Linked DNA regions of Homo sapiens: region 2 is linked to region 1. A link is a contact called in ENCODE Hi-C or POLR2A ChIA-PET data. All regions are on one chromosome and are shown on one strand. The core of a region is the stretch at or near the end of the contact, and the rest is flanking DNA. Distances in the headings are between cores, read along the strand shown.

Region 1 (4,889 bases), core at 1,380-3,879:
CAGGTCACTAGGAACTCTCTGGATTACTGCAATAGCCTCTTGACTGGTCTCCGATTCCACCTTTGCCCCACCTCGTACGGTCTCACCCCAGCAACCAAACTGACCCTCCTCTGCTTAAAACCCTCCTGTGGTTCTCCAATTTATTTCTAGTAAAAAGCAAAGCCTTCAGTGTCCTACAACATCCTTCTATCTGTGACATCTCTTCCCCTCTCTTACTGCACTCCAGCCACACTGGCCTTCTTGCTGTTCTGGGAACATACATGCTGGGTACACAACTGCCTCAGAGCCTTTGCACCACTTGTTACCTCTGCCTGGAACACCTTTCCCTCAGATTCCCACATGGCTAACCGCCCCCCACGCCCTCCAAGTTTTTTGCTCAAATGCCTCCTTCTCTATGAGGTCTACCTTGACCACACATTTATGTATATTATTTTAAAAATTAATTAAAAAAAATTTTTAGGGACAGAGTCTCGCTACATTACCCAGGCTGGAGTGTAGTGGTTGTTCACAGGTGTGATCATAGCACACTACAGCCTCAGTCTCAGCAAAAGCCTCTGCCTGGCATAAAATGTGTGTGTAGAGCCTGTACCTGGTGTAATTTTTTTTTCTAATTATAAATTGACAAATTCCAGTTGTATATACTTATGGGATACCAAGTGATGTTATGATTTATCAGTACAGCTTGGAATAAATCAAGCTAATTAGGATAGCCATTACCTCAAACACTCATATTTTTGTGATGAGAATTTACCACCTGTTTATTTATGTATTTATTTATTTGAGACGGAGGGAGTCTTGCTCTGTCACCCAGGCTGGAGTGCAGTGGCTCGATCTCGGCTCACTGCAACCTCCGCCTCCCAGGTTCAAACAATTCTCTTGCCTCAGCCTCCCCAGTAGCTGAGATTACAGGCACGTGCCGCCATGCCCGACTAATTTTTTTATATTTTTAGTAGAGACGGGGTTTCACCACGTTGGCTAGGCTGGTAAACTTCTGACCTTAAGTGATCCGCCGGCCTCGGCCTCCCAAAGTGCTGGGATTACAGATGTGAGCCAACGCACCCGGCCTAACCACCTATTTAATATTGAAACTTGCAACCCCTTTACCCTGCTCTACTTCTTGTTTCCAAACTACTATCACCTTCTAGCATTCTATATGATTTGCTTATTATTCCTCTAGTTTCTCATCTGCACCCCCCTCAAATCAGGAATTTGTTCTATTGTACCCTTCGTCCCTGTAACAAAACCTTGCACCTAGTAGGCTCCCAATAAGTATTTGCGAGTAAATAAATAACACTCAATTCTAGCTCTTCCATCCCAGGTTCTAAAAAAATGTCTGATTCTAACAACCTGGATCCTAATGTAACCCGGTTCTAACATCTCAGGTCTTGGGGCCCCTCCCCCCTGTCCAAGGCTCCCACTTCTCCCCGCCCGATCCCGCACCCCACTCACGCCCAGCCCTGGCCCAGACCGCGGCCGGCCAGCATCACGCCACGGATGCTGGGATCCGAGCGCAGGAAGAGCCCCACGTTGCCCAGCAGGTTGAGCAGCTGGAAGGCGGCCAGCGCCAGCTGCAAGGCCCGGGCCAGGGGTCCCAGCGGCGGCGGCCCGGGACCGAGCACCAGCACGTAAGCCAGCTCCAGGCCCACGGCCGCGGCCCACAGCGCGGTGAGCACGAGAGGCAGCTGCGCGGGCGCCCCGTCCGTGCTCCCAGCCGCCCAGGGCTGCCCCATGGCCTGGACACCCAGCTGTCGGAGCCGGAGGACTAGGCCGCTTCCGTATTGGGGCGGAGATAGCGGCAGACGGACGTCTGCTACGGCCAATAGAAGCTCGGAAGGGGGTGCGGCGAGCGCTCAGACTCTCAGGGAACGGCCGGCCCACGCGGCGAGTTGATCTGGCCAACGGACCAGCAGTGGAGGCGCTCGGAATCCCGCGGCGCTGGAGCCCGGATAACGCCGCGGAGTGATTGACCCGCCCACCCTGGAGGCTCCTCCCATCCCGTCGGAGCCCCGCCCGCTGGCGCGGGGGCCAGGAGTGCCCGGGGGATTGAGTTGCAGCCGGGGTGGTGTCGGGGTTTCCCGGCTCAGCACATTCTCCCCTACTCCCCACAGCCGCCCCGATATTAATAGCCCTGCCGCAGCCCATCCAGCTGGCTCAGAGCCGTTCCCCATGCCCGGGTGTCTCCATCACCCCAGAAAACATGCAAAACAGCTCGGCGCCTCTGTGTTCCTGACTGTGAAATGGGGATAGGGCTCTGTGTCCCACCAGCGAGGTGCTGGAAGAGGCTCACGAGGAGCTCCAGAGGGCAGCCTCTAGAGCGGCCCGCGGCCACTATTATTATCGGCCTTTCTATTGTGGAGAGGAGTAAACAGACTCAGAGAGGTCCCGTGGATTTCTCAAGGTCACACAGCGCCCCAGCAGCGGAGCAGGAATGCAAACCCAGGATCTCCGCCGCGAGATCCACCCCGGCGCCCCCGAGTCCCGCAGTTCCCGGCTTCAGGACAACCCCTTGCCAGGTCCAACCCGAGCTCCTTCACCCCCATCCGGCCCCTCCCTCCTCCCCCATATTTAGTGCGAATTCGATCTGGGGCTGGGCTGGGCCCTACTTAATGGGGCCCGGGTGTCCGAGAGCGTGCCGAGCGGAGCGAAGCCAGGAGCCCGATCGAGATGATGATGGTTATGCAGCCCGAGGGTCTGGGGGCCGGGGAGGGGCGCTTTGCGGGCGGCGGCGGGGGCGGCGAGTACATGGAACAGGAGGAGGACTGGGACCGCGACCTGCTGCTGGACCCGGCCTGGGAGAAGCAGCAGCGGAAAGTGAGTGCTCGCCCATTTCCTGACAGCAAAACCGAGGCCTGAGAGGCCGGGCTGTTTGTCCTGGGCATCTCAGCAGTGCAGGGGCAGAGCTTGTCTTTAACCTAGAGTGCTAATCCCCAGCCCAGGCTCTGCCCATCAGCTGCCTGCTGTCCCCAGGGCTGGAGGAGAGGGCTGGGAGCCCTCAAGAGGGGTTTAAAATGACAAGAGAGTTTCTGGGCTCCCCACCCCCACCAGGGTTCATTCCCCTGGGCCCACTGCCCCACTTCTGCTGCTGAAAACAGGCTGGGCAAACCCCAGGAGATCCAAGTTAGGGGGGGTTCAGAAAGAAGAATCTTCTTCTAGTTAAATATTCCCAGACCCCACCCTGAAGGCTTGCAGTCAGGCAACTAGTGGACTTGGGAGTGTGGGGGTAGTGAGAAGGGTCCTCTCAGACCCCACCCCACCTCGTCTCCAGGGTGGGGTCCATAGTCGCTGTATCTCATTTAACAATTGAAGAAACTGAAGCCCAGAAAGAGCACAGACAGGCCCCACATCACAGACTGTCAGACATCAGGACCCCCGCAACCTGAGGATCTTTACCCTTTTCCCTACCCCCATTCTTTCCCAAGATACCCCAGGCATGGGGCCCTGAGTCTGCTGAAAAGGCCATAGGTCGGGGAGGAGGGGAGACCTGGGTCCCCTTACGCTGTAACCTGACTCTCCAGCCAGATGGACACTTAGTGCTGAGGCAGCACCTCGGGGGCGCCAAAGAGGGGCACAGGGGCAGCTGCTACCCAGGCCCAGCCCGTTGGGCACTCAGGGCCCCTCCCTCCCTGAGCTATTTTCACTCCCAGACTTTCCCAAGTAGAGGGGGCAGGACACCTGGGTTCCCAAAGGGAAAATGATCCAGGCCAGAGGGAGAATACTTTGGAGAGTGGCAGGCCAGGGGTAACCAGGAGGGCACTATGAGGCCATTGGACCCTGCTCAGCGTGTGCCAACACTGTATGACTCCAGGAGAGGGCAGGGTACTGGGGTACTCAGTGGAATTTAAATGACCTGAGAGTCCCAGAATTTAGAATCAGAGTACTTCTGCTGGGTTAGATGACAGGAGATGACCCCAAGGGCCGAGAGGCTCCGCTGACTCGGCTGGGGTGCCCCGGGTGACAGGCCTCCCCTTAGGCTCCCCCTGCACCTGTCTCCAAGCACGGCTGCAGTCCCAGGTTTGGCAATTTCCCGGTGGTGTCATCCCTGTCCTTGGCTCCAGCTGCCACCTGTTCTGCAACATCTCCTATCCCTACCCCCACCCACCCGGGCCTCTCCGAGATCCAGGTCTGCGTGCCCCCCATATGACACGTGCCAGTCTGTAACTTGCCTTTGTCACCTAACAAATTATCAGGAACATCTGTTCATCCCAACTTGCAGTCACCATCTCATCATCTACTCATTCAATGGCTGGCACAGCATAGAGGATCTGAAAATCAATCAGCATCCCTTGTAGTTGGACATTTGGCTCATTTCTTTCTTGTCCAGCGTTGTTTATTGCAAGGTGGTAATAAACATCCTTGTGCTCAGCTTTAGCCCTGACCCCTCCCTGTTGCTCTATGCTCCCTTTCTCCCCAGTGACTCCTCCATCCAAGGGCTTCCTTCACACAGTCTTGGAGCAGCACGCTGCCTCCTCCCACCTGATGTCTTACCATGTGCCAGCGCTGTTTCAGGTGCTGGAATTCGGCAGCAGACAAAATAAAGCCCCTGCCATGGGAGCTTACATTCCAACATTTCTGTCTCATCCATCCAATCCTGCCTTGTCCCCCACACTGACACCCTTCCTCTCTTGCCCTGATCCCAGTGACTGCGTCCTCACTTCTGCCTTCTGCCACGCCAAGCCATTCATCTCCACTCTGCAACCAGCATGGACAGTTCTGCCCACCTCCCTCCTGCCTGAGGCTTCCCTGACTCTCTGTTGCCCTCCGGATCAAATTTTAACTCCCCAGCTTAGCACCCAAGATCACACATGACCTGGCTCCTGCTGCCCCTCCGGCCTGCCTCTCACCACTTATACCCCAACAATCCCAGCTCCATTCCAGCAGTGCCCAGATCC
Region 2 (4,889 bases), core at 2,390-4,889, 1.1 Mb after region 1:
ATTCTTTGGTGAGCCAGCTCCTCATGGGGACCAGTTGAGTCAGTAGTTTTATCAGCATGCAGGATCTGAAGGAATACTTCAAAAGGAAAATTTAGCATTTCATGTTCAAGTTGTTATTTATACAGCAGTTAAGGGCAGCTATAATCTAGGGTCTTTGTCACTCCGGGACAACAGGCACCAACCAGCCATGAGGAAGCAGGTCAGAGAGCAGCTGACCTCATGATGAATACTGAGTATGCTGCAGGCTTGGTTTATTTTCATCTTTTCCCCCTACTTCTTCCCTAATTTGTAGGGGTGGGTTGCCCCTACACACCTGTGGGTGTTTCTCGTAAGGTGGGACGAGAGATTTGGAAAAGAAAAAGACACAGAGACAAAGTATAGAGAAAGAAATAAGGGGACCCGGGGAACCAGCGTTCAGCATATGGAGGATCCCGCCAGCCTCTGAGTTCCCTTAGTATTTATTGATCATCTGTGGGTGTTTCTCGAAGAGGGGGATGTGTCAGGGTCACAAGACAATTGTGGGAAGAGGGTCAGCAGACAAACACGTGAACAAAGGTCTTTGCATCATAGACAATGTAAAGGATTAAGTGCTGTGCTTTTAGATATGCATACACATAAACATCTCAATGCTTTACAAAGCAGTATTGCTGCCCGCAGGTCCCACCTCCAGCCCTAAGGCGGTTTTTCCCTATCTCAGTAGATGGAGCATACAATCGGGTTTTATACCGAGACATTCCATTGCCCAGGGACAGGCAGGAGACAGATGCCTTCCTCTTGTCTCAACTGCAAGAGGCATTCCTTCCTCTTTTACTAATCCTCCTCAGCACAGACCCTTTACGGGTGTCGGGCTGGGGGACGGTCAGGTCTTTCCCTTCCCACGAGGCCATATTTCAGACTATCACATGGGGAGAAACCTTGGACAATACCTGGCTTTCCTAGGCAGAGGTCCCTGCGGCCTTCCGCAGTTTTTGTGTCCCTGGGTACTTGAGATTAGGGAGTGGTGATGACTCTTAACGAGCATGCTGCCTTCAAGCATCTGTTTAACAAAGCACATCTTGCACCGCCCTTAATCCATTCAACTCTGAGTTGACACAGCACATGTTTCAGAGAGCACGGGGTTGGGGGTAAGGTCACAGAATCTCAAGGCAGAAGAATTTTTCTTAGTACATAACAAAATGGAGTCTCCTATGTCTACTTCTTTCTACACAGACACAGTAACAATCTGATCTCTCTTGCTTTTCCCCACACTAATTGGTTTTATAAAGTTTATAGGGACGGTTGTAGGGTGGTTGCAGAAAGCTTCCTGGGGGAGGTGACGTCCAAAGGGCTCCTAGGAGGACTAGGGCCAAGTTGGGAGGAAGACAGATCCTCTGGTGCAGATCCAGCTTGTATGGGCAAAGCCAAAGGAGCTGGAACTGGGGAGGTTGACAGGTGGCAGCACAAAGGACCTTGAATGCCAGGCCAAAGGGTCTTGAGCTTTGTTCTGAGGGCAGTGGGGAACCACAAAAACTCTCAGGCAGGAAAGGGGCAAAACGGGTCTGAGATTTATAATAATCCCACTGTTCCATGTTTGCAGAGAAGGGGCTGGAGGAGCCAAGATGTGAGGGTGGGAGGCCCCAAGGATACATTGTTAATTTCAGGTGAGAGATGACAGGGCCACAGCCATCTATCACTGTGCAGGGAATGTTTGGAAGGTAAAGTTGACCAGATAGACACAGTGGATGTGGGGCCAGTGGGACAGGGAGGAGCCCTTGATACCTCTTGGCTTGTGGCCTGGAGGCTGGCTGGGGAGGCTGATATACAGAGTGACACAGGATGGGATGGGTGCTGAGGAGGTGAGAGCCAGGACCTGAGATGCTGCAGAGAAGGCTCCTGGGAGATGACATCAGAGTGGATCTCCTTCTTCGCTTGAGAAGCCTGGCAAGTAGGTGCTCCAGTGGGTGGGGACCAGTGGGGGATTTGTTGTTAGGAGACCTCAGGCCGAGTTCTGGCAGTTGTGTCATCCTGGGCAGGCCACTCAGCAATGCTGATACCCTGCTTCTGAAAACAGGGCTCATCATTCCTGAGGCTGGAGTTTTGGAGGATTAAGGAGGTAACACATGGCAAGTGCTTGGCCCAGAGCCTGGCACTGAATGAACAGAGGATCCTTCCCTCACTCTCCGTTTTCCATCCCCCCTCATGCCCAGCATCTCCTGTCCCCAGCATCCCCAACCTGCATCTCCCTCAGCCTGTATTCCTTTGACCCAGTTAGAGACAGATGAGGAAGGAATCCACCCGCTGGGCTGGCTCTGACCTGCCCCCCTTCTTCTGCCCCAAAGGGAGGGATCCGAGGACTCAGGTCTGAGCCCGGATTAGCTGTGTAATCCCCAGCTTTGCCTAGGCAACCTCTTTCCCTGACCAAGAGAGGGGGCCTGCGGCTGGCAGCCAGGACTCCTGGGCTCTGGGCCTGATACTACTCTATCTGTCTGGGAAACCTCAGACAGGGAAGAGATTTCTTGGTGCCTCTCTTGGGAATGTCACTGACGTCCACAGTGACTGTCACATGCGTGTCAGTTGTTCTGTGGGTTTGCTGTGTGCGGGGCACTGTGGAAAGGAAGAAAGGCCTAGATTCCAGTCCAGCTCCACCACTCAGCAGCTTCATGCCCACAGACAAAGGACAAAATCCCCCTGAGCCTCAGTTTTTTCGTGGACAAAATGGAGTGAACACCTTGTGGGGCTGCTGTGGGGTATGTGAGAAAATAGCTGCAAAGGAGTTTTGTAAACAGCACGTTTTAGAGAGATCAGGAAGGATGATTACAGCACAAAAGAACAGAGATGGTTCCTCACCATGAGGACTGGAAAAGAGCTGGGGAGAGCAGGCCAAAAAGGTCACTCTTATCACGAGGACCACAGCAGAGGGTTCCAGGAAACTGAAAAAGACGAGTTCATCAGGCTTCCAAGACCTCCTGGGAAGGCAAAGGACAGAGGGACCTCCTCAGGTCAGGGGAAAACCGAGGGAGGGGGACAGCCACACAAACGCCCTAAAGTCTAATGACGGCAGAAAGGGGTCTTGGGGGACGGGGGTGGGGTTCACAGCAGTGGCCTGGGCGTGATGACCCTGGCGAAGGACGGGGTCGCAGAGCCCTTAAATCCTGGACCAGTGGCTGATTCCAAAAGCAGCAGGGACCATGCCAGGATTTTGGGCAGAAGCAGAAAGTGCTGGACTCTCCTGACAAGAGCTGAGAGAACTCAGCGGCGCCAGCAAGAGTTTGTGCCGTGCACTGACCATCTGCATCCTCTCTGCCTCACCCCAGCCTAGGATTCCGTGACAGGCCCTCTGGGAAGAACTCCGCGAACAACCCCCTGCCTTGGAGTCTGCAATCCTTCCTCGAGCACACGGACGCCCGGGGTGGGGAAGCCCACAGTCTGGCAGGGCTCGCACTGGGCAGAATAATTGCAACGTAGTCATGAGGATCGGGCTATGACCTGCCTGACTTTTCACTCCTCCCATGATACACCGATGCATACCGCAGGTGCACACTAAACGCCGAATCTATAGAAAGTGGAACACACCAGGACCCAGCAGAAGGCGACATGCGAGGTTTGTTTACTTGTGGCATCAAAGGCTGGGAGCCGGCGAGCTAAGGAGGGAGCGAAAGAGCGAGCGGTGGGGACAGCCACCGCTAAATGCCAGCCCGGTGGAGGGAGGAAGGCGGACCCCAGGCCGGTGGGACCACATCTCCCAGAAGCCCCGGCGCCAAGGCACTGGCCTCTCAGTCCTCCCCCGAGGAGGCGGGGCCGCTGGCGAAGTTGAAGGGGCGCAGCGATACCGGTGCGCGGCGCTGGCGTCGGGCGCGTGACGTCTTTCCTGCGCGCCACCTAGCGTCTCTATCGCGCCAGTTCCTCAGCCTCAGTGCTATGAAGGTGACAGCGTGAGGTGACCCATCTGGCCCGCCGCGATGCTGGCAACACGGCGGCTGCTCGGCTGGTCGCTTCCCGCGCGGGTATCTGTGCGTTTCAGCGGCGACACGGTGAGGCCCAGCCTGGCTGGGGCCACGGGTGTTTGGGGCCGGGTGTCGCGGCCGCGCCCGTGCACGAGCAGTCCCTGGGGTCTGTAGTGGCCTCTGGAGAGCCCTTCTCCCCAGGCCAGGCGGGAAGGCCCCCGCTCCGGCCTGGTTGAAGTAGGGGAACGGGTCCCAACGCGGGGCCGACTCCCTTGACCCTCTGACTTGCTGGCTTCCCTTGTTTTACAGTCCTCGGCCTGGCGGAAGTTTTGCAGGTTGTGAAGACCCCTAGTCTTTCATTCTCTCCTTGTCACAGCCTTGTAGGGCGTGAAGGGGTCATTGCCCCATTTAGGGATGCGCACCTCCTGATTTCCCGTCCACTGCTCTGCGCCCTGAAGTGGCTGAAAAGTGCTCTTAAAAGGATGGGAATCCCGTCGCCCTCAGCTGGTGCGCTCTCCACTGGGTCGTGGGGCTCCTCATTTCATCCTAAGTGAGCCCCTCCATCACCTGTGTGTTAAGGAGGCATTTCTTTCCCATCAGTAAACACATTTCGCCTCTTCGGCCGAGGTAGGAATATAAAAGGCCCCTGGCCTACCCAAGTTTTGGTCCAGCAGGGGAGCCAGGCCGGGAAAGGGCCAAGCTGCCACACTCGGCTTGTGGGGCTGTGTGGTGCCGTGATGCAGCTGTGGGTTTGGCCACCGACAGACCTGGGCTCAAATTGGACCTGCTGCTTTTGACTGTGAGACCTTCCATAAGCTCCTTTTGCTCCAAGCCTCAGTTTTCTCCTCTGTGAAACAGAGAAAATCGTTCCTATCAGAGTTCTTATGAGGATGAAATGGGATTTTGGATGTAAAATGCTTCCATCCAGTACCTGCTAAACAAAATGCTTACTAATGGCCGGGCGCG

Evidence for each region. A loop is a pair of places that touch in the nucleus more often than their neighbours do. ChIA-PET counts read pairs that join two places held with the same protein, here RNA polymerase II (POLR2A). Pooled maps may share reads with other maps.
Region 2: a pooled map shows a loop between it and region 1 (4-fold over the local background). The contact joins the promoter of NDUFV1-DT here to the promoter of ACTN3 in region 1. A Hi-C loop is called at or near these places in 1 of 50 pooled maps. POLR2A ChIA-PET finds 5 or more read pairs at or near these places in 2 of 52 experiments (H1 and activated CD4-positive, alpha-beta T cell).

What each region holds. Positions count from the first base shown.
Region 1 is chr11:66,544,274-66,549,162 of GRCh38, forward strand. ACTN3 (actinin alpha 3) reads left to right here and starts at 2,630. Exons shown (of 21, transcript NM_001104.4): 1 at 2,630-2,811. The coding sequence starts at 2,665. It overlaps ZDHHC24 (zDHHC palmitoyltransferase 24), which reads right to left and starts at 1,775. Exons shown (of 3, transcript NM_207340.3): 1 at 1,450-1,775. The coding sequence starts at 1,730. RefSeq lists enhancers at 940-1,049, 2,198-2,257, 2,328-2,377 and silencers at 1,528-1,767, 1,948-2,077.
Region 2 is chr11:67,603,067-67,607,955 of GRCh38, forward strand. NDUFV1-DT (NDUFV1 divergent transcript) reads right to left here and starts at 3,640. Exons shown (of 3, transcript NR_130935.1): 1 at 3,553-3,640; 2 at 2,827-2,945; 3 at 1-2,037. NDUFV1 (NADH:ubiquinone oxidoreductase core subunit V1) reads left to right here and starts at 3,870. Exons shown (of 10, transcript NM_007103.4): 1 at 3,870-4,010. The coding sequence starts at 3,939. RefSeq lists enhancers at 422-1,107, 1,794-2,479, 3,379-3,438, 3,819-3,948.